Regions from separate parts of the Homo sapiens genome. Here region 2 is linked to region 1. A link is a loop called in an ENCODE intact Hi-C map of the cell type or tissue named here. Cell type or tissue: heart right ventricle. All regions are shown on one strand. Links, peaks and the distances in the headings refer to the core of each region. The heading gives the core; the rest is flanking DNA.

The links. Hi-C counts contacts between places; a loop is a spot of excess contacts. Peaks named below come from ENCODE experiments on the same cell type or tissue, not always from the same donor. Only the 100,000 strongest peaks of a DNase experiment are listed, where the experiment ranks them.
Region 2: it touches region 1 in a loop (2.7-fold over the local background); 53 of 110 quality-filtered maps call a loop at or near these places.

The regions. Positions count from the first base shown.
Region 1 is chr11:46,382,042-46,396,942 of GRCh38, reverse strand. It overlaps CHRM4 (cholinergic receptor muscarinic 4), which reads left to right and starts at 5,167. Exons shown (of 2, transcript NM_000741.5): 1 at 5,167-5,412; 2 at 10,357-13,154. The coding sequence starts at 10,386. The coding sequence ends at 11,825. It overlaps MDK (midkine), which reads right to left. Exons shown (of 5, transcript NM_002391.6): 2 at 14,810-14,886; 3 at 14,482-14,649; 4 at 14,195-14,356; 5 at 13,142-13,474. The coding sequence starts at 14,885. The coding sequence ends at 13,449. AMBRA1 (autophagy and beclin 1 regulator 1) reads left to right here. Exons shown (of 18, transcript NM_001387011.1): 18 at 1-529. RefSeq lists enhancers at 3,379-4,153, 5,671-6,274, 6,275-6,880 and silencers at 4,807-4,856, 5,037-5,126, 7,106-7,315, 7,346-7,405, 14,290-14,584 and 1 more. In heart right ventricle, for the core only: CTCF peaks have their summits at 4,192, 4,872 (motif pointing right), 7,180 and 7,380 (motif pointing left); DNase peaks (open chromatin) are centred at 4,222 and 7,372; H3K4me3 peaks cover 2,566 bases; H3K27me3 peaks cover 2,699 bases.
Region 2 is chr11:46,601,187-46,615,712 of GRCh38, reverse strand. HARBI1 (harbinger transposase derived 1) reads left to right here. Exons shown (of 3, transcript NM_173811.4): 2 at 1-145; 3 at 11,804-12,852. The coding sequence ends at 12,183. Among named protein-coding and RNA genes, the nearest start is that of HARBI1, 8.8 kb to the left of the region's middle. In heart right ventricle, for the core only: no CTCF peak of the experiment used is centred there; no DNase peak of the experiment used is centred there; H3K27ac peaks cover 830 bases.

The DNA.
Region 1 (14,901 bases), core at 4,099-12,098:
AACCAACAGGGATCGGGCCAGGCTCCCAGATTCTTGAGGACAGGGACTTCGGCATTTACTAATGGGGGACTACTGTGGGGTAAGGGGGCGCCTGCTTGCCTGATACAGGATGGGGTCAAGGGACAGTGGGCAGGTCCTCACTCAGGAGTGGGGGGTGTAGGCTGGCCAGCCCCCAGGGCTTGTCCACCAGTCTTCTCCCCGCAAGGCCCTCAGAGCAGCGCCTGTGGGTGTCAGTATTACCTGAGCCTAGGCCAAAGCTAGCCCAAGGCTGGGGAAGGGGAGGAGACTCCAGGTCAGAATGTGAGGTCTCAGTCTGTGATTTAAGGTGTTGCATGTGGACTCTTAACTGTACGTGTAGTTTCTAGTGGAGAAATCAAGGCTCTGATCATTTTGTTTTTAGTATGAAAATGTGATTTCCTTTCTGTTTGTAACTCATCATAGAAACATTGTGGTGGGAGGAGAGGGGATAGTCTACAGCTAATGAGGGAAACACCAAAGATCACATCATTAAAATGATGACATGCCCCTCGCCAGGCTCCTCTCTCTTATTTCCAAGGAGGATGGGGGAGGGGTGGGGATTGGGAAGTGAGGGGCATTGAACTGGGCCAGGCCCAGGTTCTCCCGGCACTGTTTCTGGTGCTCTCCTAGTGGGGTGCAGTGGACCCCTCTGACCCCTTCGCCAGAGCTGGTCAGGTGAGGGCTGCCACCTCTGCTTCATACCACTTCTCTGTACGCCACCACTTCCTGCTTCCCCAGGGCCTGCTACAGACTGGGGCCACCTTCCAGTGCCAGGGTGAGTATGTAGGAAGGAACGACAGAAGGCTATTCATCCTAATAGCTTCCCACCCAGGACTACAGGCCTGAAGTGATGTAACTGGCCAGAAACCTGGATCCCCTCCAGTCCTGGGAAAGCACGCACAGCAGGTGTCCAGCCTGCTAGGCAGGTGGAGGGGCTTGGTCCTATCTGCAGGCAAGGTGCCAGTTGCTAGCTGCTCAGGTCTCCCTTGACTGTGTCTTCCCTACAGTGGCCGAAAGGCCTGCTCTATTCGTGGGCTTTGGCTGCTTGAAAGCTTCCAGCTGGCCAGGCGTGGTGGCTCACGCCTGTAATCCCAGCACTTTGGGAGACCGAGACAGGCGGATCACTTGAGGTCAGGAGTTTGAGACCAGCCTGGCCAACATGGTGAAACCCTGTCTCTGCTAAAAATACAAAAAAATTAGCCAGGCGTGGTGGCTCGCACCTGTAATCCTAGCTACTGGGGAGGCTTGAACCCTGGAGGCAGAGGTTGCGGTGAGTCAAGATCACGCCACTGCACTCCAGCCTGGGCAACAGAGTGAGACTCCGTCTCAAGTGGGAAAAGGATATTTGCCCCAACTCTTCAAGAGCTCTAATGGAAAATCCAAGCAATTCCAGGGCTTTTTGCCAGCAGCACGTACTTTTGAGTGTGTGTGTGTGTGCCCAAATCTGTCCCTGATGCCATGGGGCACTCAGAATTCCAGGTTCTGCTCCAACAGAGACAAAACCAAAAGATAAGTTGGCAAGCAAGAAATAAAAAACCATGGCCAGAGTTAGGAAGACTCTTATTTTCTAGAAAATTCTGTATTAGTGGACTCTGGACTGAAAGACACATCACTTAGCTGTGTGACTTTGGGCAAGCCATTTGCCTTTTCTGGGCTTCACTTTCCCTTGTTAGGATGCAGGGCTTGTACTACACAACCTCAAAGTTACTTCTAGTTCTGTACTTTGGAATCACTGAAGCCCAGAGAGCACACAAGTGGCTAGGGCAGGCTTCCTTTCAGAGGTGGGATTTAGACACCTGTAGTCCCTAAGTACTTGGGAGGCTGAGGCAGGAGGATCACTTGAGCCCAGGAGTCCAAGTCCAGCCTGGGCAACAAAGTGAGACCGTATCTCTCTCTCTCTTTTTTTTTTTTTTTTTTTTTGAGACGGAGTTTCGTTCTTGTTGCCCAGACTGGAGTGCAATGGTGCCATCTCGGTTCACCGCAACCTCCATCTCCCAGGTTCAAGCGATTCTCCTGCCTCAGCCTCCCTAGTAGCTGGGATTACAGGCATGAGCCACCACGCCTGGCTAATTTTGTATTTTTAGTAGAGATGGGGTTTCTCCGTGTTGGTCAGGCTGGTTTCGATCTCCCGACCTCAGGTGATCTGCCTGCCTTGGCCTCCCAAAGTGCTGGGTTTACAGGCATGAGCCACCGTGCCCGGCTGATGCTATCTCTTTAAAAAAAAAAAAAAGTGGATTTGAGCTAAGCATTGAAGGATGGAAGGAGAAGGGAGCCCACTGCCCCACATCCTCTCCCCACCACCCGTTGGAGGAAGAATTCCTTGGTCTGATAGTGGGTCCTGCTAATTTGTTTAATGTAAACCACAGGCCAGGAGTCAATGTGCGTTCTCTCTGTCAATCCTCACAAAAACTCTCTGAGGTCATTACTGCTGTTACCCCCAGAGCACACAATTAACTGGCAGAGCCAGAGTTTGAACCAAGTAGTGTATGATTCCAGAGTGCACACTTCAGCCAGTCATTTCTACAGAAGGAAGACAAGGTGTAGGAGAAACAATGGAACCCTGACTTGTTCTGTTGCTTTGGGGAAAAGGGTATGGGGAGGTCCCTAGGGATGAAGTGGTCCAAATTTGTTTTTTGGGTTTTTTTGTTTGTTTTTTGTTGTTTTGTTTTGTTTTGTTTTTGAGATGGAGTCTCTGTCACCCAGGCTGGAGTGCAATGGCACAATCTCAGCTCACTGCAACCTCCACCTCCCAGGTTTAAGCAATTCTCCTGCCTCAGCCTCCTGAGTAACTGGGATTACAGGTGTGTGCCACCACACCCAGCTAATTTTGTTTGTATTTTTAGTAGGGATGGGGTGTCACCATGTTAACCAGGCTGGTCTCAAACTCCTGACCTCAAGTGATCTGCCTGTCTCGGCCTCCCAAAATGCTGGGTTTGTGGGCGTGAGCCACCATCCGGCCAAGGTGGTCCAAATTTGGACCTGCCAGGCCTTGTCTCTGCTGTCTCTGGATGGTGCCAGCCACCCTCCCCAACCTCCCCACCCCCCATTGGAGGCCCTTGTCAACACCTCTCTGTCCCCACACCAGCCCCTTTCCTTAGAAAGCCCTTGCCCAATGACAGAGCCTCTCTGGTAGTAAAACCTTTGCAGGCCCCTTACACGTCACAAGGTTGTGGGGTCACCAGGGCAAAGATAGGGGCAGTCCCTTTTGGAGATGAGGAAATAGGTTCAGAGAAATTCTGTTACTTGTCTGCTGACCTAGTGGCATCAAAAGCAGAGCAGAGAAACCACCAAGTCCCCTTGTTCCCAATTCAGCTCTCCAGGGTTCCACCGTGGGTTCTTGGGGTTGGGAGATTGAGAGAGGTCAAAAGCCCTTCATAACAGGGATTGTGGAGAAATTAAAGTGACTTTGCCTGCCAGCTTCTGGAAGAGCTGGGGTCAGTAGCTGGAGGCGTGTCTTGTGTATGCAGCCTCCCGCCCTTGGCCTTGCTTGTTTTCTCATCTGACTGTTTTAAGGATCTATCTGCCTTCCTCCTCCACAACCCCCACCTCCTCTTAGGAGTATCACACTCTTCTGTGCCCTGGGAAGGATATGGCAAAGTGGAAGAAGTGCAGGAGTGCCGTCTTAGGGTCTTATGAACCAACTTTCCTTATTTGTGAAGTGGGGCAAGAAGAGTAGTGCTTCTTTCACCCCCAGTTATGAGGTCTTGGGAGACCCGATCATTCATGTAACAACAGAAGATGGCTTCCTACTCTAGCCAACCAACCCCAGCCCTGAAGTTCCCAATTCCGACCAACCCCAGCCGTCGCGCTCGCGAGCTCTGGGGACCCGAACTCCACTTCCGGGTTCCGCGCGGAGAACCCCACACCAAGAGCCCCGCAGCGCTGGCTTCTACTCGAGTTCCCTCCCATTCTCTGCCAAGAGGCTCCTGCCTCTCCTCCACCGCCGCCCCCGCAATCGCCCTCACCACCTCCGGCCCTCGGGGGAGGGTCTTGAGTTGTTTCCCCGAGAGAAGAAATCAGACGTCTTAAGCTTAATCAAATGTTTGCGATCAGAATTTGGGGTTACAGGCCTCGGTCCTGGGCGCAGTGGGGAGCGTCCGACCCCGGCGGTCCCCCGGAAGGGCGCTCTCGGAGGGAGACAAGCGCTGGAGCGGAATCAGGCAGGCGAGGCTGCTGGGCCAGGGCGCGGGGAGCTCTCCGAGGTGCTGAAGCCGCCCCAAGGTCCGCCCAGCCTGGGCGAGGCCCGGAGTCCTGAGGCTACGGCCCGTGCGGTTCCCAGCGACCTCTGAGATTGGCTGCCCGCTCTCCGGGATCTTGTCCCGGGCTCCGGCCCCGGCGACCTTGGGCAACCGACTGTCCCTCACAGGCGGCGGTGAACTGGCGGTCCAGGCTGCGCCTGGACTGGCGGCGCGTCCCATCCCAGGGCTGGGAGAGCAGGGGCGCGCCCCTTCCCCGGCCCGGAACGCTGAGCAGGCAGCCGAGCGGGTGCGGGCGAGTGGTCCGCGGTGGGCTCTTCTCTCCCCGGCCGAACCTCTCCAGTCCACCCGCTCCTGCGCTTCCCCAGGCCCCGACGGCGCCCCTCCTCGCGGGCGGCCCGGCCGGCACGCAGCGGCGCGGCTGGAGCTCCCGGCCCTCGACCCCGACGGATCCCTGGCGGCGCAGCCCGCCCCACCCACCCGCAGCCTCCCGCTGGGGTCAGACTCCCGCGCCTCGCGGCCAAACCGCCAGCGGGGCCACGCAGGGCGCTGAGGTCCCGGAGAGGCGCGAAAATAGCTCAGGGTCCCGGGAGTATGGTCAGGGCGGAGGCGGGAGCGCGGCCGGACCCAGCTGCCAGCTCCTTCCCCAGCCCGCGAGGGGGCGCCGCGTCCCCATGACAACGCGGACACCCCCACCCCCCGGAGGGCAGCGCCCCCTGCTCCCCTGCGTCGCTGGCCGTGGGCGGCGCCCTCTGTGCCCAAGCAGGGAGCTGCCGGCCAGCCCCCGAGAGGGGCGCGGACCGCCGGGGTCTCCGACGCCTCGGGTGTTGACCCCCGCGCGTCGCCGCCGGGTGACCGGCCCGGGGCGGGCGGCGCGGCCCCGCCACGATTGGCTGCTTCCTCGTGACATCACGCGGCTCGGGGAAAAGTGCGAGCGTGAGCGCGAGTCGGAGCCACAGCGCCGGGAGCTGCGGGCGGAGCAGGGGCCGCCCCTCGACACCCCGTCCCCGCCCCCGGCCCTCGGCCCGGCCGCCCGCCCCGCCGGCCCGCGGGGCCGCGCGTCCGTCCCGCCGTCTGTCTGGCGCGAGGGGAGCTGGGCAGAGGCGGCGGGTAAGTGGCTCCGCGGCGGCGCGGGGGCGGGGGGCTCGCCGGGAAGAGCAGGAAGCAGGTCCCCGGGACGCTCTGAGGCTCCCCAGAGGTGGGTTCGACTGGGACAGGGCGCCAGACCCCCTCCGGGGCGAGCGCGGGCCGGGAGCGGCAGTGGGCCGGGGCTGGGGGACCCCGCTGGAAGCAAGGCCGGGGGCTCTCGGAGGCTTCTCCAGGTGCGCCCGGGTGCGCCCGTGGGAAGGGGTGGGCATCCAGGATGTCGGGGGCGGGGGATTGCCCGCCCACAGACCCCACGGAGCCAGGGGCAGCCGTCGGGGGTGGGACCCTGTACTCCAGCCCTCCCACTGGCGGCTCAGCAGGGCGCCGGGCGCTGAAGCCCCAAAGAGCCCTTTTCCCGCCGTCTCCCCGCCCTCCCTCTCCCTCCACCCCTTTGCCCCCGCGCTGCCAGCCCACTCCGGCCCCTGGAGTCCTCCATCTACGACCTTGAGCCCCGACGGAAAACACCCCTGCCCTCCCCGACACCCCTCCCCCGCTCCGGTACTACCCCCCTTTGCTGCCCAGCCTCCAAGCCGGGGTCCTCCAGCTCCAGGCCCCCTCCTCCGGCCCCGCAACGGAAGTGTTGGGCACAATGTCGGTGCCAAATCTTCGCCTCTCCCTCCCTTGGACTCTGGAGTCTCCTCTCCCGCCCCAGGGACAGATCCAGGGGCCACAGCCTTCCCAGAGCCATGGAGTGAATGCCCAAGAACCGAAGACCTACACCCCAAACCACCCCACGGGCGTGCGGAGCACCCCCTCCGGTCTCGCCCGGGGAAGAGGGGTGTCGAGGACTCGGGAAACACAGTGCCCACGCCCAGAGGCTGCAGGAACTGCGTGCTAGGGGCTTGGAGGGAGGGCGGGGCACCCGAGAGCCAGGGCTCCTTCGACCACGGCGGAGACATGGAGGAGCCTCCAGATGGCCTAGGAAAACACGGCCCTCGAGGCCCGCCCGACCCTAGCGTGAGAAACTGGGTCCCCACTTTGGTCACAGGGGCTAGACAGTGCCTCTGGGGTAGGGTGCAGGGTGAGGAGAGAAGGAGGACAAGAGTCTTGCACTCGCCTGACCCGAGCTCTGTCCGGGCCTCCGCCTTGTGGGTGCACTGCGGATGCCCTCTCGCCGCGAGAATGGGCGGCTTTTGGCAATAACGCCTCTTAGGGGAGTTATTAGAGCTGAGCGTGCCTGGTGTCCCTCAAGGCCAGGTTGGGCGACTCTCGCAGAGGCCCCTCGACAGATGTCAGTCAGAGGCTAGGACTCTGCCACATCTTTAAGGACTTGGACACCTCTGGGCACCGGGCTAAGACGGCGTCCCAAAGTTAGGTGGCCCGTCGCAGGCAGCCCCTAGTAGTCTGGCCTCCTCGCCCGCACAACCCTTCACCCACAGGCCAGGTGCAATCCCGATGCAGGCTCCTGGCCCGACCCTCTACGCGCTCAGGCGGACAGCTAAGGTCTGGCTGAGTCTCCGGCAGGGGCGTTTGGAATGTGACCGGTCACCCACTCTCGGCCCTGCATTTGCTTGTGCATGCAAGTCCACAGGTGTAGAGGCACCCGAACCGTGTGCATCCTCCCGGCCACAGCACCCTAGGCACGCACACGCATGCACATGCACGTGTGCACACGGCGCGGCATGCTCACGCGCTCTCACGGGCGGACTGGTATCCAGGCGTGGCCGTGCGCACACACACGCACATGCATACAGCTACTAGCGTCTACTCGCGCTCCCCCGTAGGCACACACAAACAGAACTCGCACTCGCGCTCCCGCCCACACGTTCCTCGCAGGGTGCCGGGTGGAATCCGGGCTCCCTCAACTTTCCCACCCGAGAACCCCGCGCGGAGCCGAGGGCAGCTCTGGGGCGGCGTCCGACGGGGCCTGGCGAGGGGACCCCGCGTCACTTCCCCGGGAGGCTGTGCCTGAGGGCTCCTCTGGGTTCGCAGTCGCATTGGAGTTGGGGGCGGTGGCCAACGGCGGCCGCACGGTCTAGGTCCGGAGCGGGCACCAGGGACCGACATTGCCATCTAGCGGTGCGCACAGCCCCGGCGGCGGCGGCTCGCTCCCCAGATGCCAGGCGTATCTGGATTCCAGGGAAGGCGCCAGAGGGGGTCGGAATGTCTGCGGGTGACCCCGAGGTGTCCAAAACGACGACAGCTGGGGCGGGGCGGAGTCGGGGAGACCCTGAGCCTCGCCCTGTCAGCACCTGGCAGCTCCCTCACGCGGGCCAAGAGCAGGACTTAATCACCGGCCATCCAGTGGTCCCGGCTCAGCCCAGCCGCCAGGATCTGGGAGAAGACAAGACATCGCTTGTCTTCTGGGAAAGCTAAGTCGAGAAGCCAGCAGGAATGTGAGGGGACCCTACCCAAGCCTCACCTGGACAGTCCCTCAGTTGTGTGGTTTTCGGGTCGAGGGGAGCAGAGGCAGGAGGTCAACTCTGAGCAGTAGCACCTTGGACTTTAAGAAGGAGCTTCCCGGGTTCTTCTGCCCCCACCCGTACTTCCTAACCTGGTGACTTTGGGCCAGTTGATTAACATTATCCTCATCTATAAGAGGATATTTACATCTGTAAGATGAGGACACTAATAATACCTGCCTTTTCAGGCTGTTGTAAGGATTAAACCAGATAATCTATATTAAAAGCTCAGAGGGGTTCCTGACACGCAGTTAACACTCAATAAACAAGAGCTATTATGTTTTCACATTCTGCACTTCTAGCCCCGTTTGTTATCATCCTGCTGCCCTGTATCCTGCCTTGGGAGGCTGAAGTGAGTTTCCTTGGGGCTGGCTGACTGATTACTCCTGCCTGCCCTGTCCCCTCCTCCACGTGAGTGATTGGGGGAGGGCAGCCTCCTGGTGCTGGAGGGGACAGCTCAGAGAGTGACACCTGAGCTTCTATTTCAGAGGCTCTCAGAGCCAAATGGGGTTGTCAGGGACCCCAAGAGAGGGCAGTATGTGGTCTTTGCCCTTGACTCGTTGTGTGACCTTGGGGGTGACAACACTTGCTCTCAGCCTCTCCTCCTACGAACCAAGGATTTAGAACAGGAGAACTTGAACTATCAGGCTAGGAGGCTGGGTCTGTATCTGCGACGGTGGAATAGAAGGGCTGGGGTCAGACTTGGGGCAGTTACCCTGGCCCTTGGCCCCAGCCTGCAGTACATTTTTGTGTTTATGTATAGAGATCAAGTTTAGGTGCCAATCCCTATAGCTGCTGGGGAGGATGTCCCAGGACAGGATCCTCTCTATTCTGCAAATGAGAAAGAGGTGCAGGAAGGGGCAGTGGATCGTCTCAGGCCACAGAGCCAGAGCCCAGGCTGCGGGTTAGTGCTCCTTCCTCCACAGCCGGCTGCCGCGCCCTCTCTTCCTCTCACACACAGACGCACAGAACTGCGTATCCGACCATGCCTGCTGGGCTGGCGTGGCTGTGATGGGCCCGCGTGCGTCTGTGGAGCGGTGTGTGTGTTGGCGGGTGTGAAGGAGGCTGGGCTGAGCGGCTGCCCTGGCACTCAGAGCTGGCGTGGGCCTCCCTCACATGGAGGGAAGAGGAAGAGGGGGAGGAGAGCTAAGAGGAGCCTGGTGGGAGGGAGGGCAGGCTCAGGGAAGGGCCTGTGGTGGGGACTCCAGCTAGGGCGCCGCCCGGTGTGCGGAGTGGACTGTGGAGGGGAGAGGCGGCCCTGGCAGCCCTTCTCTTCCCTCTGGGACAATTCTTTCACCTCACGGGTCCCCAGTTGGGCCTCAGGGTTCTCTGACAACCTAGTGACCCCTGCACTGCCTCCCTCCCAGCTGCATGCCCTGTGGCTGGAGCTGAGGACTCCTTGAAGGGGATGTGACAGTTGCAGGTACCTCCTGAAGCCCCTTCTGCAGGGACTCTCCTCCTCTCTGGGGTGCCCAGCTCCATGCACCGCCTCTGGTCCCCTGCAAAGCCTTCTGGCTCCTGGAGCTCTTTGGCCTCCTTCAGCCAGAGCTCTTAAGTTACGGGACTGCCTTCCTCTCACCACCTCACCCCGCACTTAATCCCACCAGCAACATAGTGCAAGAAGCCGTGAAACCTTGGTCAGGCTTTTAACAGCTCCGTGCCTCAGTTTCCCCATCTGTAAGTAGTAGAGAAAAAATGGTATCTACCTCATAGGTTTGTTATGAGGATGAAATGAGTTAACACTATAAAAAATGTTGCCAGGCATGATGGCGCCTGGAGTCCCAGCTACTCAGGAGGTGAGAGGATGGCTTGAGCTCAAGAGTTCTAGACCAGCCTGGACAACATACCAAGACCCTGTCTCTACAAATAAATAGATAAATAAATAGACACTTTTTTTAAGTGTCAAAAGTGCTTGGCACTTAGTAGACCATCAGTGTTAGGTGCTCATACATACCCCGATTATTGCCTTTGTCCCAGTGTCTTCTACAGGGGTTGGAGAGCAGGTGTTAAGAAATGACCGAATGGGTAAATGGATGAACAGAACACCTCCCTCCAGAGCCCACATGCTCGTGGGCCTCTGGGACCACTCTCCTCCTCCTCTTGCTTCCCTGAGCTCCCCCAGCACTGGCCTCTGTCCAGGCCTTGCGCTGCCTCCAGGCCTTTGCTGTGGCTACTGCCCCTGGCAGGGCCACTCTCCACAGCTCCTCCTGTGGCTGGCTCCTCATCACCCAGATGACCTGGTGGGTGAGGCCACCTAGCAAGGAGTCATGCCTGTCCTGCCTTCTGACTCACTCTCTCATCACCCTGCCTTTTTTTTCTTTTGTGGCTCACGTGTTTGCATGTCTCCCCCCATGAGGCAGGGGGCCATGTGTGTCTTATTCACTTCTGTAGCCACAGCACCCTGAGCAATGCTTGCCACATAGTAGGTGCTCAATTAATGTTGAATGAATGGGCAAATGCGGGATGGCGGGACAGAGTTCTCTCAAGGCATTCTGCCAGAGAATGTCCCTCTGTCACCTTGAATCCAGTGTACCTCCAGATGACTCCCCCATTCCCTCCTGTAGTTCATGCTTTTCTCTCCCCTTCCTCCCCAGACACGGCCTACCCACCCCTGGCAACCAACATGGCCAACTTCACACCTGTCAATGGCAGCTCGGGCAATCAGTCCGTGCGCCTGGTCACGTCATCATCCCACAATCGCTATGAGACGGTGGAAATGGTCTTCATTGCCACAGTGACAGGCTCCCTGAGCCTGGTGACTGTCGTGGGCAACATCCTGGTGATGCTGTCCATCAAGGTCAACAGGCAGCTGCAGACAGTCAACAACTACTTCCTCTTCAGCCTGGCGTGTGCTGATCTCATCATAGGCGCCTTCTCCATGAACCTCTACACCGTGTACATCATCAAGGGCTACTGGCCCCTGGGCGCCGTGGTCTGCGACCTGTGGCTGGCCCTGGACTACGTGGTGAGCAACGCCTCCGTCATGAACCTTCTCATCATCAGCTTTGACCGCTACTTCTGCGTCACCAAGCCTCTCACCTACCCTGCCCGGCGCACCACCAAGATGGCAGGCCTCATGATTGCTGCTGCCTGGGTACTGTCCTTCGTGCTCTGGGCGCCTGCCATCTTGTTCTGGCAGTTTGTGGTGGGTAAGCGGACGGTGCCCGACAACCAGTGCTTCATCCAGTTCCTGTCCAACCCAGCAGTGACCTTTGGCACAGCCATTGCTGCCTTCTACCTGCCTGTGGTCATCATGACGGTGCTGTACATCCACATCTCCCTGGCCAGTCGCAGCCGAGTCCACAAGCACCGGCCCGAGGGCCCGAAGGAGAAGAAAGCCAAGACGCTGGCCTTCCTCAAGAGCCCACTAATGAAGCAGAGCGTCAAGAAGCCCCCGCCCGGGGAGGCCGCCCGGGAGGAGCTGCGCAATGGCAAGCTGGAGGAGGCCCCCCCGCCAGCGCTGCCACCGCCACCGCGCCCCGTGGCTGATAAGGACACTTCCAATGAGTCCAGCTCAGGCAGTGCCACCCAGAACACCAAGGAACGCCCAGCCACAGAGCTGTCCACCACAGAGGCCACCACGCCCGCCATGCCCGCCCCTCCCCTGCAGCCGCGGGCCCTCAACCCAGCCTCCAGATGGTCCAAGATCCAGATTGTGACGAAGCAGACAGGCAATGAGTGTGTGACAGCCATTGAGATTGTGCCTGCCACGCCGGCTGGCATGCGCCCTGCGGCCAACGTGGCCCGCAAGTTCGCCAGCATCGCTCGCAACCAGGTGCGCAAGAAGCGGCAGATGGCGGCCCGGGAGCGCAAAGTGACACGAACGATCTTTGCCATTCTGCTAGCCTTCATCCTCACCTGGACGCCCTACAACGTCATGGTCCTGGTGAACACCTTCTGCCAGAGCTGCATCCCTGACACGGTGTGGTCCATTGGCTACTGGCTCTGCTACGTCAACAGCACCATCAACCCTGCCTGCTATGCTCTGTGCAACGCCACCTTTAAAAAGACCTTCCGGCACCTGCTGCTGTGCCAGTATCGGAACATCGGCACTGCCAGGTAGGCAGGCAGGAGTGCCCTAGGAGGTGCTGGTGTTGCGTGCGTGTGCTGGGGGGACCACACGGCTCACTTGCTGTGGGGAAGAGTTGCAGGCACCATTCTGCGTTCACGTTTGCTGAGGAGGAAGTTCAGAAGAGGCTCTGTGGCTGCATTCAGAGACCAGATCTCTGCTCAGGCTGAGGAGGCTCACCCCAGGGAGTGTCTGAACTGGGGCTGCCTGGCCCACCTCTGTGGCCCTGCTTCAGCGAGCTGCGGGGCACTGGCCTGGGTGGGCACCTGCCCCACTGTGACCAACCATCAGCAGTGCTGGAAGAATGGACATCTGGATGGGGGCCGAAGCCCAGGGCCCCCTCAGGAAGAACAAAGGGGCCAGTGCTTGGAAAAGGAGGCTTGGGAAGGGAGTAGAAGGGTGGGGTCCCCCATTCTGCTGTAATCGGTGCTTTCTGCCCCCTTGCACCCCGCATGTAGGCTCAGCCCCCTCTCCCCAAATCCCACTCCAGGGGCAGAAATCTCCTCTGGCTGCAGCTACTTAGCCAGGTTCTGGGTGGGTATGATGGAGGCCAGGTCCCCCCCGCCCCAGCAGCACTGCCCTTGTCACATTAAGATGGGGCAGCTGGGAGGTCAGAGGTTCTGTCTCAGGAACTGAGGTCTGGCCTTCTGCGATCCCAGGCTGAGCCGTGAGTGGTCCACGTATTCAGAAGACAGCCCCCTGCAGCCCCGGCCTTAGAAGGCTGTCCCAGGTCACACATCGAGTCAGGGTGAGGCTGTGGTGGATGGCATTCCCATCTGCCCTCTTCAAACCTCTCACCCCCTGGCTTCTGCAGGGTGGAGGCCTGGGTCACACAGGCAAGAGGAAAGGGGTCAACCTGGTGGCTCACTCGGGTTTCCATGACAGTGGGAAGGGGGGAGGTGGGCAGTGAGGTAGGCACGCAGCCCTCGCATCTGCTCTCCCCCATGGGTAGAACCTTCCTGATTGGCTGTGGGTTGTATCAAAAGACCTTTGACTGGGTGAGGCTGAGATGGGTGTGGTGGTTCCAGTGAGTCAGCCAGGTTCCCTTCCCCAGCCCTGGTCCCTGAGGGAGATGAGGACCGAAAGGCTTAGGTGACTTGATGGGGAGCACCCTTTCAGGGGCCCTGGAAGAAATGTTTGTAATTGTTCTGCTTTTTCCATGAGCTCTGGAGAGCACCCACCACCAAGCCCCCTGAAACCCACCAGTCCCTACAGCCTGGTCTTTCTCCCCACCTTCCCACTCCCAAACACATTTCCACAGCAAACTCCTTGGGAAGGGGCTTTTATATATTAAAAAAGAAGAGCTTTTATTGGGGGGAAAAAGTCAGTTTATTTGATGTGTTTCTTAGTAATGGAATTGTGGGGAAGAACAAAAGCGGGCTCTGGGACTCACATTGCTTTGGGGGAGGCTCAAGCTTCCCAGAATCCCTTGTCCCTCCCCACTTTGGGCACTTAGGGGTGGGGCTGGGGAGTGAGAGGGACAAGGCAGGGCATGATTGATTAAAGCTAACGAGCAGACAGAAGGCACTGGTGGGTCACATCTCGGGCCTGGGAGAGGGAGGGCGTGGGCCAGGCCCCATGTGACACCAGGGGCTCCTTGGCATCCAGGCTTGGCGTCTAGTCCTTTCCCTTCCCTTTCTTGGCTGTAAAACAAGAAAGAAATATTAATACCATATCAGCAGTTAGGCTGACCCATTGCAGACCGCCGGCTCCACAAACACCCGGGCATCAGGGAAGGAGAAGATTCTGCCCCCTAGTGGTTTCCAATCAGCTGACTCGGAAGCAGGGGATGGGGCAGCCATTGTGATGTGGACATGGGACATCCCCAGCTTCCTATTTCCACTTGGGATCAGAAAACCTTCAAGTTTCCAGTCCTAGTCCTGGTCACAGCAGCCCTGGGCATCCTCAGCCTCCTCACCTGAGAAGCGGGCAGATTCACCCCTGCCCTGCTGGCCTCGCTGGGCTGAGTCACGAGTGAGCTGAGAGGCCCAGGGTGGGCCTTGACCTCCTCCCAACACTAGAAAGGGCAGAGCTGACCAAATGCTGCCCGTGGCTGGAGAGCTGACAAAGGCAAGCCGTTCCAGGACACTCTCCCTGGGTCCTAAGCCAGATGCTCCAATGGAGTAGTTTGAGTTGGTCCCTATTTGGGCCAGGGAGGATTTATGTCCCCAGCATCACCTGCGGCCTCTCTTGTAGTGCCCATCTTCAGACTTTTCCAGGCAGGGAAGCCAAGTGAGGCGATGTCAGGAAGCCACTGGCCAGGACTCAAAACTTAAGGTTTAACTTGGAATTGTCCCCTCACAGGCGGGGGGGGGGGGGGGCAGCCCCCCGCGACAGCCCCACCCCCTTCTCCTTTCGCTGACCTTTGGCCTTTGCTTTGGTCTTGGGGGTGCAGGGCTTGGTGACGCGGATGGTCTCCTGGCACTGAGCATTGTAGCGCGCCTTCTTCAGGGTGCCTTGGCGGACTTTGGTGCCTGTGCCCCCATCACACGCACCCCAGTTCTCAAACTTGTACTTGCAGTCGGCTGGCGAGAGAGCGGCCCAGGTCAGCGCTGCGCGGCCCGCGGCCCCGCCCTCCGCCAAGGGTCCGCCCAGGCTTCGGCGAGGCTGTGCCCCCCGTCTCCTGCCCTCTGACTGCGCCCCGCCTCACCTCCAAACTCCTTCTTCCAGTTGCAGGGCACCCTGCACCGGATGCGCTGGGTCTGGGCCCCGCAGGTGCCCTCGCGGAAACCCACGCCGCAATCCTTGCTGCTGGGGGTGCAGGGCCCCCAGGCCCACTCAGCGCACTCGCTCCCCGGGCCGCCCTTCTTCACCTTATCTACAACGCGCGAGGAACAGAGTTCAGGACTGGGGCACGGGGAGACTCCCTCGGGAGCCGCCTTCCTGGGGTTCCAGGCTAGGAACCCAGGCGGCCCAGCCCAGAAGTGGAGGGGCCTCGCCTGCCCGTCCCCAGCCCTCCTTCGATCATCCCCCATCACCTTTCTTTTTGGCGACCGCGGAGGTGAGCGCCAGCAGGGCGAGGAGGGTGAGGAGGAGGAAGCCTCGGTGCTGCATCCTGAGGGGAGAGCCC
Region 2 (14,526 bases), core at 6,527-14,526, 220 kb before region 1:
TGCCTGATGGTGTGTGACATTAGAGGGACACTAATGACCGTGGAGACAAACTGGCCCGGCAGCCTACAGGACTGTGCTGTGCTGCAGCAGTCTTCCCTCAGTAGTCAGTTTGAAGCGGGTATGCACAAAGATAGCTGGCTTCTGGGTAAGTTTGCAAGTGTGAATTTTCATTTTGTTTGGAGGCATAGAAAAGTTATGTAGGCTGGGGGCGGTGGCTCACACAACCCCAGCACTTTGGGAGGCTGAGGCGGTAGATCACCTGAGGTCAAGAGCTGGAGACCAGCCTGGCCAACATGGTGAAATCTTGTCTCTACTAAAAATACAAAAATTGGGCATGGTGGCAGGCGCCTGTAGTTCCAGCTACTCGGGAGGCTGAGGCAGGACAATCGCTTGAACCCAGAAGGCAGAGGTTGCAGTGAGCCGAGATGGCGCCATTGCACCCCCACCTGGGCAACAGAGCAAAAACTCCATCTCAAAAAAAAAAAAAGAAAGAAAGAAAAGGGACCGCACGTGTAGCTCATGCCTGTTATCCTAGCACTTTGGGAGGCCGAGGCAGGCAGATCACCTGAGGTTGGGAGTTTAAGACCAGCCTGACCAACATGGAGAAACCCCGTCTATACTAAAAATACAAAATTAGCCGGGCGTAGTAGCGCATGCCTGCAATCCCAGCTACTCGGGAGGCTGAGGCAGGAGAATCGCTTGAACCCGGGAGGCGGAGGTTGCGGTTAGCCAAGATCGCGCCAGTGCACTCTAGCCTGGGCAACAAGAGCAAAACTCCATCTCAAAAAAAAGAAAAAGAAAAATTATGTAGTGGAGTAGAATGAGATATGGCAGTCTGTAGAGCTGAGTCTCAGTCCTGTCAGTTTTTTATGAGACCTCAGGTGAGAATTTTCTTAGCCTTAATTTTTAAAAAATCAACATTTAATAGACATTATTAAAACTTTAAAGCATACTGTTAGAGCCAGCACAGTGGCACGTACTAGTACAACTGGTAATTGTAATTCCAACTATCTGGGAGGCTAAGGCAAGAGGATCACTTGAGCCTGGACCTTGAGACCAGCCTGAGCAAGATAGCAAGACCCTGTCTCCAAAACAATTAAACTTTTTTTTCTTATTTTATTTTTATTTTTTTTATTTTGTGTAGAGGCAGAGTCTCACTATGTTGACCAGACTAGTCTTGAGCTCCTGGCCTCAAGCTATCCTCCCATCTGAGCCTCCCAAAGCTCTGGGAATATGGCTGTAAGCCACCACACCAACGTAAAAAAAAATTATTATTATTATTATTATTGAGACAGAGTTTTGCTCTTTTTGCCCAGGCTGGAGTGCAATGGTGCGATCTTGGCTCACTGCAACCTCCGCCTCCCAGGTTCAAGCAATTCTGCCTCAGCCTCCTGAGTAGCTGGGATTATAGGCATGCGCCACTATGCCCAGCTAATTTTGTATTTTTAGTAGAGACGGGGTTTCACCATGTTGGTCAGGCTGCTCTCGAACTCCCAACCTCAGTTGATCTGCCCATCTCAGCCTCCCAAAGTGCTGGGATTACAGGCGTGAGCCACCATGCCCAGCCTATATATATATATATATTAATAAATGTATTTTATGTTATTTCACCCAGCTCTTCTACTCCTAAGAATTTATCTTACAGGTATATATTTATACATATGCAAAACAAAATTGCATACAAGAATTTTTATTGCAAACAATAGCTGCAGCAACAAAAACAACCTTATAAAAACAATCCTGTCTGGGTGCGGTGGCTCCTGCCCGTAATCCCAGCACTTTGGGAAGTCAAGGTGAGAGGGTCACTTGAATCCAGGAGCTCGAGATTAGCCTGGGCAACAAAGCGAGACAATGTCTCTCAGAAAAGTAATAATAATATAAATAAGCAAACAAATAAATGAAACAATCCCCTGAAATAAAGCCAAAATACTGCTGGGTGCGGTAGCTCACGACTGTAATCCCAGCACTGTGTGAGGCCATGGAGGGTGTATCACCTGAGGTCAGGCGTTCAAGACCAGCCTGTCCAACATAGTGAAACCCCGCCTCTACTGAAAATACAAAAATTATCAGGGCATGGTGGTGCGCGCCTATAATCCCAGCTACTTGGGAGGCTGAGGTAGGAGAATCGATTGAACCTGGGAGGTGGAGGTTGCAGTGAGCCAAGATCGTGCCACTGCACTCCAGCCTGGGCAACAGAGGGAGACTCTGTCTCAAAAAAAAAAAAAAAAAAAAAGCCAACATACTTATCAGGACTGTCCAGAATTGTTTAAGTATTGTACATCCATACAATTGAGCCTTAATTTTTATCTGGCTCTGCTAATCATCTGTAAAATGATTAATCTGACACCAACCACAGTAATATCTATTGTGGGGATTAGGTAATATATATGAAAGTTACCTATGAAGTATTGTATAGATATTCAAATGTGGCCAGTTGTGGTGGCTCACGCCTATAATCTCAGCACTTCAGGAGACCAAGGCGGTGGATCACCTGAGGTCAAGAGTTGGAGTTCAAAACCAGCCTGGCCGACATGGTCAAACCCCTTCTCTACTAAAAACACAAAATTTAGCTGGACATGGTGGCGCATGCCTGTAGTCCCATCTACTTGGGAAGCTGAGGCAGGAGAATTGCTTGAGCCTGGGAGGCAGAGGTTGCAGTGAGCTGAGATCACACTACTGCACTCCAGCCTGGGCGATGGAGCAAGACTCCATCTCAAAAAAAAAAAAAAAAAAAAAAAAAAATCCGGGTGTGGTGGCTCATGCCTATAATCCCAGCACTTTTGGAGGCCAAGGCAAGCGGATCACCTGATGTCAGGAGTTCAAGACCAGCCTGGCCAACGTGGTGAAACCCCTTATCTACTAAAAATACAAAAAATTAGCTGGGCGTGGTGGCAGGCACCTATAATCTCAGCTACTTGGGAGGCTGAGGCAGGCGAATTGCTTGAACCCGGGAGGCAGAGGTTGCAGTGAGTCGAGATCGCACCATTGCACTCCAGCCTGGGCAACAAGAACGAAACTCTGTCTCAAAAAAAAAAAAAAAAAATTATTTTTGCATTGTTGATTGTCACTGTGATATCTGCATAAAAATGATAGTAGACAATGCATGTACACAATTCTTATTGTAGCAACTCACTTCACAGATCTGCCCGAGTTCCATTGGAAAGACTGGCTTACTGTTATGAGTAGAACAAGAATCTATTCAACATTCAGCAGTGTGAACCAAGGTGACTGTACAGCTCTGAGGAGTGCAGTTAGCAGTGATAAAACCCTTGAATCCAGCAGCTTAGTTTTTTGTTTTTTGGGTTTGTTTTTTTTTTAATGTGCTACTTTTATATGAGCATCAGGACAAGGGTTATCTTGTATACAACATATAAGAGATGAAAGCTACGTTAAGGATTAGAAGACTTCTCTAACTTTTGTTTTTTTGAGATTGGGTCTTGTTATGTTGCCCAGGCTGGTCTCAAGCAATCCTCTGGCCTCAGCCCAGGCTCATAATACCAGTAGCTGGTATCACAGACATACACCACCACACCCAGCTAATCACTACCACTAATCATATCTGCACTGCACATGCTCATTGCACAGTGCTTGTTGTGAGTTGATGCTCAGGAAATACTTCTCTTTAACATGTTTACTAGCACTTTAAAGAGAAACCTCCTGTGTTCCAAGTGGGCAAAGACTACACTGATGGGTGTAGAGCTGCCAGGGTACCACGTGTAATATCCTGGAGCTTACTGAGTTTCTTGATTGTTGCTTCTCCGTACTATTTTTAGTGCACCACCTTCTTGCTACTCTACTGGACCTTTATCTTAAACACACCTTTTGCCTATTTTGAGCTTTCAAATTTTATTTTCATACAACTCACACCAAGAAGTGTGGGAAAGTAGATTTTGCAATTGTTTCATCTGGCCATTTCTTCTGTAGCTGTGGGAGTACTTGGGTTCCAAGCTGATTTCTTATGAATCTCTTCACTTTGGTTCCCCCCACCTTTTTTTTTTTTTTGTCACGGGGTCTCACTCTGTCACCCAGGCTGGAGTGCAGTGGTGTGATTATGACTCACTGCAGCCTTGACCTCCTGGGCTCAATTGATCCTCCTACCTCAGCCTACCGAGTAGCTGGGACTACAGATGCACACCACCATGCTGGGCTAATTTTTGTATTTTTGGTAAAGCTGGCGTTTTGTCATGCTGCCCAGGCTGGTCTCGAACCCCTAGGCTCAAGCAGTTAGCCCACCTTGTACTCCCAAATTGCTGGAATTACAGGCATGAGCTACTGCACCCTGCCCGGTTCCCTAACTATTAAGCCAGCTAAAACTTAGCCCTTAAAATTTGACAGGCAATATTGTAAGCATTTTGCATCAATTATATCACTTAATGCTTATAAAAACTCTTTAAGAGTTAAATAATAGCCGGGCACGGTGGCTCACGCCTGTAATCCCAGCACTTTGGGAGGCCGAGGTGGGCGGATCACGAGGTCAGGAGATCCAGACCATCCTGGCTAACACAGTGAAACCTCATCTCTACTAAAAATACAAAACATAAGCCAGGCGTGGTGGCAGGCGCCTGTAGTCCCAGCTACTCCGGAGGCTGAGGCAGGAGAATGGCGTGAACCCGGGAGGTGGAGTTTGCAGTGAGCCGAGATCACGCCACTGCACTCCAGCCTGGGAGACAGAGCAAGACTCTGTCTCAAAAAAAAAAAAAAAAAAAAAGAGTTAAATAATAATAATATTAACATTTTTACAAAAGAGGAGACTGAGGCACATAACATTTAAGTCGCTTGTGTTTCAGTGTTTAAATCAGATCATAGGACGAATTACTTTATTTGGCAAATATTCCTGGTAAGGACTTCTTTTTCTTCCCACCTTGGGATCCAAGATTCAGTTGGAATTATGGCTTTAAAGTAGTTTTTTACATTGTTTATAGTAAATAGTTGAAAATTAGTAAAAATTCTGATAAATAACTTTTCTGATGCCCCTCTCTACAGAAAGAGTAGGAGTGGGAAAAATGGATACTGTAGCAACATTTAACGAATGTTTATTTATTTATTTATTTTTTGAGACGGAGTCTCGCTCTGTCGCCCAGCTGGAGTGCAGTGGTGCGATCTCGGCTCACTGCAAGCTCCGCCTCCCGGGTTCACAGCACTCTCCTGCCTCAGCCTCCGGAGTAGCTGGGACTATAGGCGCCCGCCACCACGCCCAGCTAATTTTTTGTATTTTTAGTAGAGATGGGGTTTCACTGTGTTAGCCAGGATGGCCTCCATCTCCTGACCTCTTGATCCGCCCGCCTTGGCCTCCCAAAGTGCTGGGATTACAGGCGTGAGCCCACCGCGCCTGGCCTTTTTATTATTTTATATATATATATATATATTATATACATACACACACATGTATTTTTGAAACAGGGTCTCACTCTGTCACCCACGCTGGAGTGCACTGGCATGATCACAACTTATTGAAGCCTTGACCTCCTGGGCTCAATTGATCCTCCCACATCAGTCTACCGAGTAGTTGGGACCATAGGTGCCTGCCATCATGCCTGGCTAATTTTGTTTTAAATTTTTTGGCTGGGCGCTGTGACTCATGCCTGTAATCCCAGCACTTTGGGAGGCCAAAGCGGGTGGATCACCTGAGGTCAGGAGTTTGAGACCAGCCTGGCCAACATGGTGAAACCTCATCTCTACAAAAAATACAAAAATTACCCAGGCATGGTGGTGGGCACTTGTAGTCCTAGCTATTCAGGAGGCTGAGGCAGGAGAATCACTTGAACCTGGGAGGTGGAGGTTGCAGTGAGCCGAGATTGCACCATTGCACTCTAGCCTGGGCAACAGAGTGAGACTTACTCTCAAAAAAAAAAAAAAAAAAAATTCTTTTATTTATTTATTTTTTTTTTTGTAGAGTCTGGGTCTCACTGTGTTGCCCAGGCAGGTCTCAAACTCCTGAGCTCAGCCAGTCCACCTCAGCCTCCCAAAGTGCTGGGATTACAGGTATGAGCCACTGTGCCTGGTCAGCAAGTGTTTATTAAAGCTAGTTTTGGTGTGAGGCATGAAGAAATCTTGGAATATACCTGTGGAAGTTGAAGATGTGGAAACTGATTTCCTCAGGCCGGGCGTGGTGGCTCACGTCTGTGGATCACTTGAGGTCAGGACTTCCAGACCAGCTGGTCAACATGCTGAAACCCTGTCTCTACTAAATATACAAAAATTACCCAGGCACGGTGGCGTGAGCCTGTGATTCCAGCTACTCAGGAGGCTGATGCAGGAGAATTGCTTGATCCTGGTAGGTGGAGGTTGCAGTGGGCGGAGATCCTGCCACTGCATTCCAACCTGGATGACAGAGTGAGACTCCATCTTAAAAAAAAAAAGAAAAGTGGCTCACGCCTGTGATCCCAGCACTTTGGGAGGCCAAGGCAGGTGGATAACGAGGTCAGAGGTTCAAGACAAGCCTGGCCAAGATGGTGAAACCCCATCTCTACTAAAAATACAAAAATTAGCCTGGTGCTAATTTTAGCCAGGTGCTAAATCCCAGCACTTTTGGAGGCCAAGGCGGGCACATCACCTGAGGTCAGAAGTTTGAGACCAGCCTGGCCAAGATGGTGAAATCCCATCTCTTCTAAAAATATAAAAATTAGCCAGGTGTGGTGGCAGGCGCCTGTAATCCCAGCTACTCGGGAGGCTGAGGCAGGAGAATCGCTTGAACCTGGGAGGCGGAGGTTGCAGTGAGCTGAGATCACGCCATTGCACTCTAGCCTGGGGGACAAGAGCGAGACTTTGCCTCAAAAAAAAAAAAAGAAAAAAAAAATTTGTCAGGTGCGGTGGCTCAAGCCTGTAATCCCAGCACTTTGGGAGGCCGAGGCAGGCAGATCACCTGAGGTCAGGAGTTCAAGATTAGCCTGGCCAACATGGTGAAACCCTGTCTCTACTAAAAATACAAAATTAGCCGGGCCTGGTGGCGCATGCCTGTAATCCCAGCTACTCGAGTGGCTGAGGCAGGAGAATTGCTTGAACCCAGGAGGCGGAGGTTGTAGTGAACCAAGATTCTGTGACTGTACTCCAGACTGGGCTGGAGACTGTATCTCCAAAAAAAAAAAAAAATTTTTTTTTTAATTGCCAGGCATGGTGGCGTGTGCCTGTAGTCCCAGCTTACTCAGGAGGCTGACCTGGGAGGATCACTTGAGCCTAGGAGTTCAAGGCTGCAGTGAGCTACGATCGTGCTATTGCACTCCAGTCTGGGCAACAGAGAGATACCCTAAATCATTCATATGAATAGACAGATTTGGAAAACACTAGTCTCTAAAGGTTGTGTGGACAGTGGGAGTAATTATGGGAAGATTGGCAGGATTATAAGGAATGACAAGATGTTAAAAGAGAGAATAGATGGCTAATTGTATTTTTGTTGTTGTTGTTGTTGTTGTTGTTTGAGATGGAGTTTCGCTCTTGTTGCCCAGGCTGTGGTGCAATGGGGCGATCTCAGCTCACTGCAACCTGTGCCTCCTGGGTTCAAGCAATTCTCCTGCCTCAGCCTCCTGAGTAGCTGAAATTACAGGTGCCTGCCACCATGCCCAGCTAATTTTTGTATTTTAGTAGAGACGGGGCTTCACCACGTTGGTCAGGCTGGTCTCAAACTCCCAACCTCAGGTGATCCACCCACTGTGGCCTCCCAAAGTGCTGGGATTACAGGCATGAAGCCCTGCACCTGGCCGCCTAATTGTATTTTAAGAAACAACCCTTAGGTTTGAGGAACAGTTCTAGATTTGTCAAACCTAGAACTAGCTGTGAGCCTCTGGCCTTTTTTTTTTTTTTTTTTGCATTATTTTTCCTACGATATTATCCATTCCTGTCCTCATTCTCATCTGTCCCTTCAGAATGCATTATCTAAATTCCCCTCTAAATATACCTATTCCTGCAAACAATTCAGCCTCAGTTCTTATTTCTTTAGCTCTTGGCCTAGTCCTATTAAGCAGCTTTGGGTAAGATCTGCCAAAATGTCTTGTGGATGACTGATCATATAAGCAATTGTAATCTGTTTAGCAATTCTGATCCTAATCCCCTCTTGAGTGTCTGTTTTCCAGTAGTGCTTGGTTTATAACCATTTAGTGAGGGTAGAGCAATTTTACAAAAGGTCTCCTTTAGCTTTTCCTGTATATCTCCTCCATTTAAGACTCATACCATTTCTTAGAGAAACTTTAACAAGGATCATTTAGCATCTCCAGTTTTCAGTATTCATCTTACTTATTTTATTCTCTTTTACAGCATTATATTCTTGTTTTATTATGCTCTTGTTTTAGTATTCTGAGTCTGAAATTAGCATTTAGTGACTAGGTCTTTCCTTTGCCTAACATATCAAAGGATGACGAACATATACTTTGATCTTCTCATTTGAAAAATAAGTTCAATATCTAACCTAGCAGAGTTGGGATTGCATAATAAGAGATAATCTTTTTTTTTTTTTTTTTTTTGAGACAGTCTCACCCTGTCGCCTTGGCTGGAGTGCAGTGGCGTGATCTCGGCTCACTGCATCCTCTACCTCCCAGGTTCAAACAGTTTTCTACCTCAGCCTCCTGTAGCTGGGGCTACAGGCACGCACCACCATGCCTGGCTAATTTTTGTATTTTTAGTAGAGATGGGGTTTTGCTGTGTTGACCAGACTGGTCTCAAACTCCTGACCTCAGGTGATCCGCCTGCCTTAGCCTCTCAAAGTGCTGGGATTACAGGTGTGAGCCACCGTGCCCAGCCTGATAATCTTTAAAAAGTACCAGCTGGGTGTGGTGGTCACACCTGTAATGTCAGCACCTTGGGAGGTGAAGCAGGTGGGAGTTCCTCCTGAAGCGGGAGGAATGCTTGAGGCCAGGAGTTCAGGGTCAGCCTAGCAACATAACAAGACCCTGTCTCTACAAAAAGTTTAAAAATTAGCTGGGTGTTGTGGCATGTGCCTGTAATCCCAGCTACTCAGGAGGGTGTGTTGGGAGGATTGCTTGAGCTCAGGAGTTTGAGGTTGCAGTGAGCTATGATCATACCACTGCACTTCAGCGTGGGCAACAGAGTGAGACTCTGTCTCAAAAAACAAAACTAAAGTAAAGTAAATAAATATTGAAAATAAAGTTAGGCCAGGCATGGTGGCTCACGATTGTAATCCCAGCACTTTGGGAGGCCAAAGGGAGCGGATCATCTGAGGTTGGGAGTTTGAGACCAGCCTGGCCAACATGGTGAAATCCCCATCTCTACTAAAAATACCAAAATTAGCCAGTCATGGTGGTACATGCCTGTAGTCCCAGCTACTCAGGAGACTGAGGTAGGAGAATAGCTTCAACCCGGGAGGCAGAGGTTGCAGTGAGCCGAGATTGCACCACTGCACTCCAGCCTGGGCGACAGAGTGAGGCTCCGTCTCAAAAAAAAAAAAAGTACCAGCACAGTACATGCTACATAGTAGGTGTTCAATGAGTCATGGATATTATTTTTCATTATTATTTATAGCATCAGTTTCTTAAATTCATTATTTAGTAGGGTTATGTTCAATAAAAAGAAAAGGTTATGGCCGGGCGTGGTGTCTCACGCCTGTAATCCCAGCACTTTGGGAAGCCGAAGGGGGTGGATCGCATGAGGTCAGGAGTTTGAGACCAGCCTGGCCAGCATGGTGAAACCCCATCTCTACTAAAAATACAAAAATTAGCTGGGCGTGGTGGCAGGTGCCTGTAATCCCAGCTACTTGGTAAGGTGAGGCAGGAGAATTGCTTGAAACTGTGAGGCGGAGGTTGCAGTGAGCCGAGATCATGCTACTGCACTTCAGCCTGGGCAGAGTGAGACTCTCAAAAAAACAAACAAACAAACAAAAAACTGGGTGCGGTGGCTCATGCCTGGAATCCCAGCCCTTTGGGAGGCCGAGGTGGGTGGATCATGAAGTCAGGAGATCGTGACCAGCCTGGCCAACATGGTGAAACCCCGTCTCTACTAAAAACACAAAAAATTAGCCGGGCGTGGTGGCGTGTGCCTGTAGTCCCAGCTACTCAGGAGGCTGAGACAGGAGAATTGCTTAAACCTGGGAGGTGGAGGTTGCAGTGAGCTGAGATTGCACCACTGCACTCCAGCCTGGGCAACAGAGCAGACTGTCAAAAAAAAAAAAAAAAAAAAAAAGGTTATACCTGGGAGGGGAAAAGTCAGCTAAATAGTAAATTTGAAAATTTTGTGAGACTTCTTAGATATTTACAGTTAATCCAGAAATGTAAGCTCCTGCTCGGCGCTGTAATTCCAGGGCTTTGGGAGGTCGAGGTGGGTGGATTGTTTGGGCACGGGACTTAAGAGACCAGCCTGGGTAACATAGTGAAACCTCCTCTCTAGAAAACATTAAAAATTTTGCCAGGCATGGTGGCGCATGCCTGTGGTCCCAGATATTCGGGAGGCTGAGGTAGGAGGCTGGAAGGTTGAGGCTGCAGCGAACTGTTATCACTCCACTGCATTCCAGCCTGGGTGACAGAGCAAAACTCTGTCTCCAAAAAAATAAATGTAAGCGCCTAAAAGAAATGAGCCCTGTATGTTGGGAACAGTGCCTACCACTGTCTGAACAGTCCAGAACTATTTACTGAAATTGATGGTGGGGCAGGAACACAGTGGTATGCAAACTGGTACTCCAGGGCCTATTTGTCTCTCAAATTTCTAAGAGGTTTTGCCTCTGTGCGGGACATCTCATCTGCCAGATGTAGTGACAGTGAGTCAGGACAAGAAAGCATTATACTAACATTGTGCTGTTGGATCAGGGCATTGCACCCCAGTTTTTTGTTGTTGTTGTTTTGTTAGCACTTCCTGGGATCATTTGATAAAGAAGTCACTTAAGGAGAATGCCTTGTGTGTATTTTTTTAATTGACTTCTGAATTCATTTCCTTATCACCAACTATTACTATTTGCATGATTATATGTATGCTCTCTTTGTTCATGTGAAATTCTTCCTCTTACAAAGGCATGGTTCTAGTAATTGTGATATATAGGAAGGCAGAACACCTGAGTTCTGATCTCTGCCATAAGTGCTCGGACTTTTATCTTATTCTTCTTAGCACTGGGAGAATAAATTACTGTAGTCCATGAAATCCCCTGAAATCCCTTGGTAGTGCTTTTAGACTTGAAATTTTGAGGGTAAAGTTAAGACTTCCCCTCACAAGTGTTTTGGGATCTCTTGGCAGAATTCTCTTTTTTCCTGTTTCATTCTTGCTCTGTAGAGATTTTGAAGATTGGCATGCTATTTGATTTTATTTGGTTTTATTAAGCCTTTTATTAATAACAATATCTCTGAATTAGGAAAATGCAGGAATTTTATTTTATTTGAGATGGAGTTTCGCGCTTGTCGCCCAGGTTGGAGTGCAATGGCGTGATCTTGGCTCACTGCAATCTCCGCCTCCCACGTTGGTCAGGCTGGTCTTGAACTCCGGGCCTCAGTTGGTGATCCACCCGCCTCAGCCTCCCAAAGTGCTGTCATTACAGGCGTGAGTCACCATGCCCGGCCAAATGCAGGAATTTTATTTCCTCCAGTGCCTTCACCTCCTTCCTACATTCTTTCATATTTGGCTTCCTTTAGGTGCCAGCGTTTTTATGTGTCGATTTTTACCAACGACATTCTCAGCCAGAACTCGTGTCTTTCTGCTCCTGGCATTGGCATGATTTCTTTTTACCATAGCATTTTCCGCTTGGTTTTTCTAGTGTGCTTTGGCGCCAGAGGCTGTTGTATTTTCTTGTCCATTGTCAGTATATGTTTTCTGAATTTCACTTCCTGTTTCTATTCCACTTATAGTCATTTATGATTTATTTGGGCCTTCCCCACAGGTGACAGTTCCTTCTTTCTTCGAACCTGGCTCATGACCCCACTTCACATTCCTGAAACTCCAGCAGAATATCGCTATAACATGGCCCATTCTGCAACTCACAGTGTGATTGAGAAGACTTTCCGAACCCTCTGCTCCCGATTCCGCTGCCTGGATGGATCCAAGGGGGCACTGCAGTACTCACCAGAGAAATCCAGCCATATCATCTTGGCCTGTTGTGTCCTCCACAACATCTCCCTGGAGCATGGGATGGATGTTTGGTCCTCTCCAATGACAGGACCCATGGAACAGCCCCCGGAAGAGGAGTATGAGCACATGGAGTCCCTGGACTTAGAGGCTGACCGTATTCGTCAGGAGCTAATGCTCACTCATTTTAGCTAATGTAGAAGGTGGAGAGGAGGGATACTTCCCAGGAGTTGTGACAGACTTTCCTCCTCATCACCTTTTACACAGTTCCATCATCTAGCATGACTGAGTATACAGATACTTGTCATAAACTGACATTTAATATGTGTGTTTTGGTAAGGTTGGGGCTATGCCAGAATATCTTGATTCATTTGCATATGCATTAATTAAACTGAAACCAAGACAGCGGCTCCCTACTATCCAGTGAACTCTAGGTTGAGTACCACTAATTTGAAAGCTCAGTGGTTGCAAACATTTATGACTGTGCCTACAAAGTCATAGTAAAGGTCAGGAGTTCAAGACAAGACCAGCCTGGCCAACATGGTGAAACCCCGTCTCTACTAAAAATACAAAAATTAGCGGCCGGGTGCGGTGGCTCACGCCTGTAATCCCAGCACTTTGGGAGGCCGAGGCGGGCGGATCACCTGAGTTCAGGAGTTAAGACCAGCCTGGGCAACATGGCAAGACCCTGTCTCTACTAAAAATACAAAAAAATTAGCTGGGCGTGGTGACAGGTGCCTGTAATCCCAGCTACTCGGTAGGCTGAGGCAGGAGAATCACTTGAACCAGGGAGGCGGAGGTTGTGGTGAGCCGAGATCGTGCCATTGCACTCCAGCCTAGGCAAGAAGAGCGAAACTCCGTCTCAAAAAAAAAAAAAAAAAAAAATTAGCCGGGCGTGGTGGTACATGCCTGAAATCCCAGCTACTCGGGATGCTGAGGCAGGAGAATCGCTTGAACCTGGGAGTCGGAGGTTGCACTGAGCCAAGATCATGCCACTGCACTCCAGCCTGAGTGACAGAGCAAGGCTTTCTCCAAAAAAACAAACAAACAAACAAAAAAAAAACTCATAGTAAAGGGGAAAACAGCATATAGTCAAAACACTTTTTTGGTTTCAATTATCTGCAGATTTCAGATGAAAACAGTATTTACATAGGCCGGGTGTGGTGGCTTACGCCTATAATCCCATAATCCCAGCACGTTGGGAGGCCGAGGTGGGCAGATCACCTGAGGTCGGGAGTTCGACACCAGCCTGACCAAGCCTGAGCAACATGGTGAAACCCCGTCTCTACTAAAAAATACAAAAATTATCCGGGCGTGGTGGCACGCGCCTGTAATCCCAGCTACTCAGGAGGCTGAGGCAGGAGAATCACTTGAACACAGGAAGCAGAGGTTGCAGCGAGCCGAGATTGTGCCATCGCACTCCAGCCTGGGCAACCGAGCGAGACTCTGTCTCAAAAAAAAAAAAGAAAGAAAACAATATTTACTTGTTCTGGATTATTTGGGTGGTATTTTAGTTTTTCTACTTTGCTGCCTATATAGGCATAATCTGAGGCAAATGTGAAGAGAGAATTTCAGTTGGGGAATGATCTTCTGACATTAGTAAATGGCTACTAATCTCAGTTTGCAGCTTTGTGCTTTTAAGAGGATGTTAAAGACAGTCAGAAACCTCCATCTTTAGCCTGTCTGCAATAATTGGACTGTGACTTGGACCTAGATCCTAGGGAGAACATCTGGACTCCAGTTTCCTATTTCCAACCCTGACTCGGAGTTAGAGGCTAAATGGGTTTGAGAACCCAATCAGCTTAAAAAAGGCAATTCGAATATAGATAAAATAGCAAGCTTATGCTTTACAGGCGTTCTAAGGACTGAGAGAGATTGATGAGCAATGCAGATTCACCCAGGTTCAGACACCTCACATTCAACTAGATCACATTTCTTATAATTGTGATGTTAGAAAGTCTGGTCATTCTGTTTTGAAATTCGTTGTACAAAAGGAAGATTCAGGGAATAAAGAAGGCATGTGAAAGTATTACAAAGGAGAGGTAATAGGAATATAATTTCTTGGCTTGAAATGAATTCTGGTGCTAGACCTTGGATATGCAGAGTGATGGACAGAATTTCCTAAGAAATAAATAATCCCCTAGCAAGTCTTGTTCTAAAATTACACTGATATAAAAATAACCTGATTAGAATAATGAAAGTGTGAATTAGGTTCACACATTGGTGCCTTTGCTGGGACAAAAAAGAGACTTTCCTGAGGGTTGTCTTGTTCCAGTTTCTCAGCCACTCACCATGTGATACCTCTGACTTGTCCTCTTGGATCATTTCCTACCTCTTGCCTTTGGCAGTGTTAATCTGGTGATTTTCAAAGTAAAGAAATGAACAGCTGATGACAGAAGAAATTTGGAAATAAATTGAGGGTGACTCATCCTCAAGATTAAAAACAATTATGGATTATTATCTGCTGTTTTATTTCTACTCCAAATGCTATTCACCATCATTATCCTGCTCTATAAAGAGTGGGTCCATTTGGCAGAA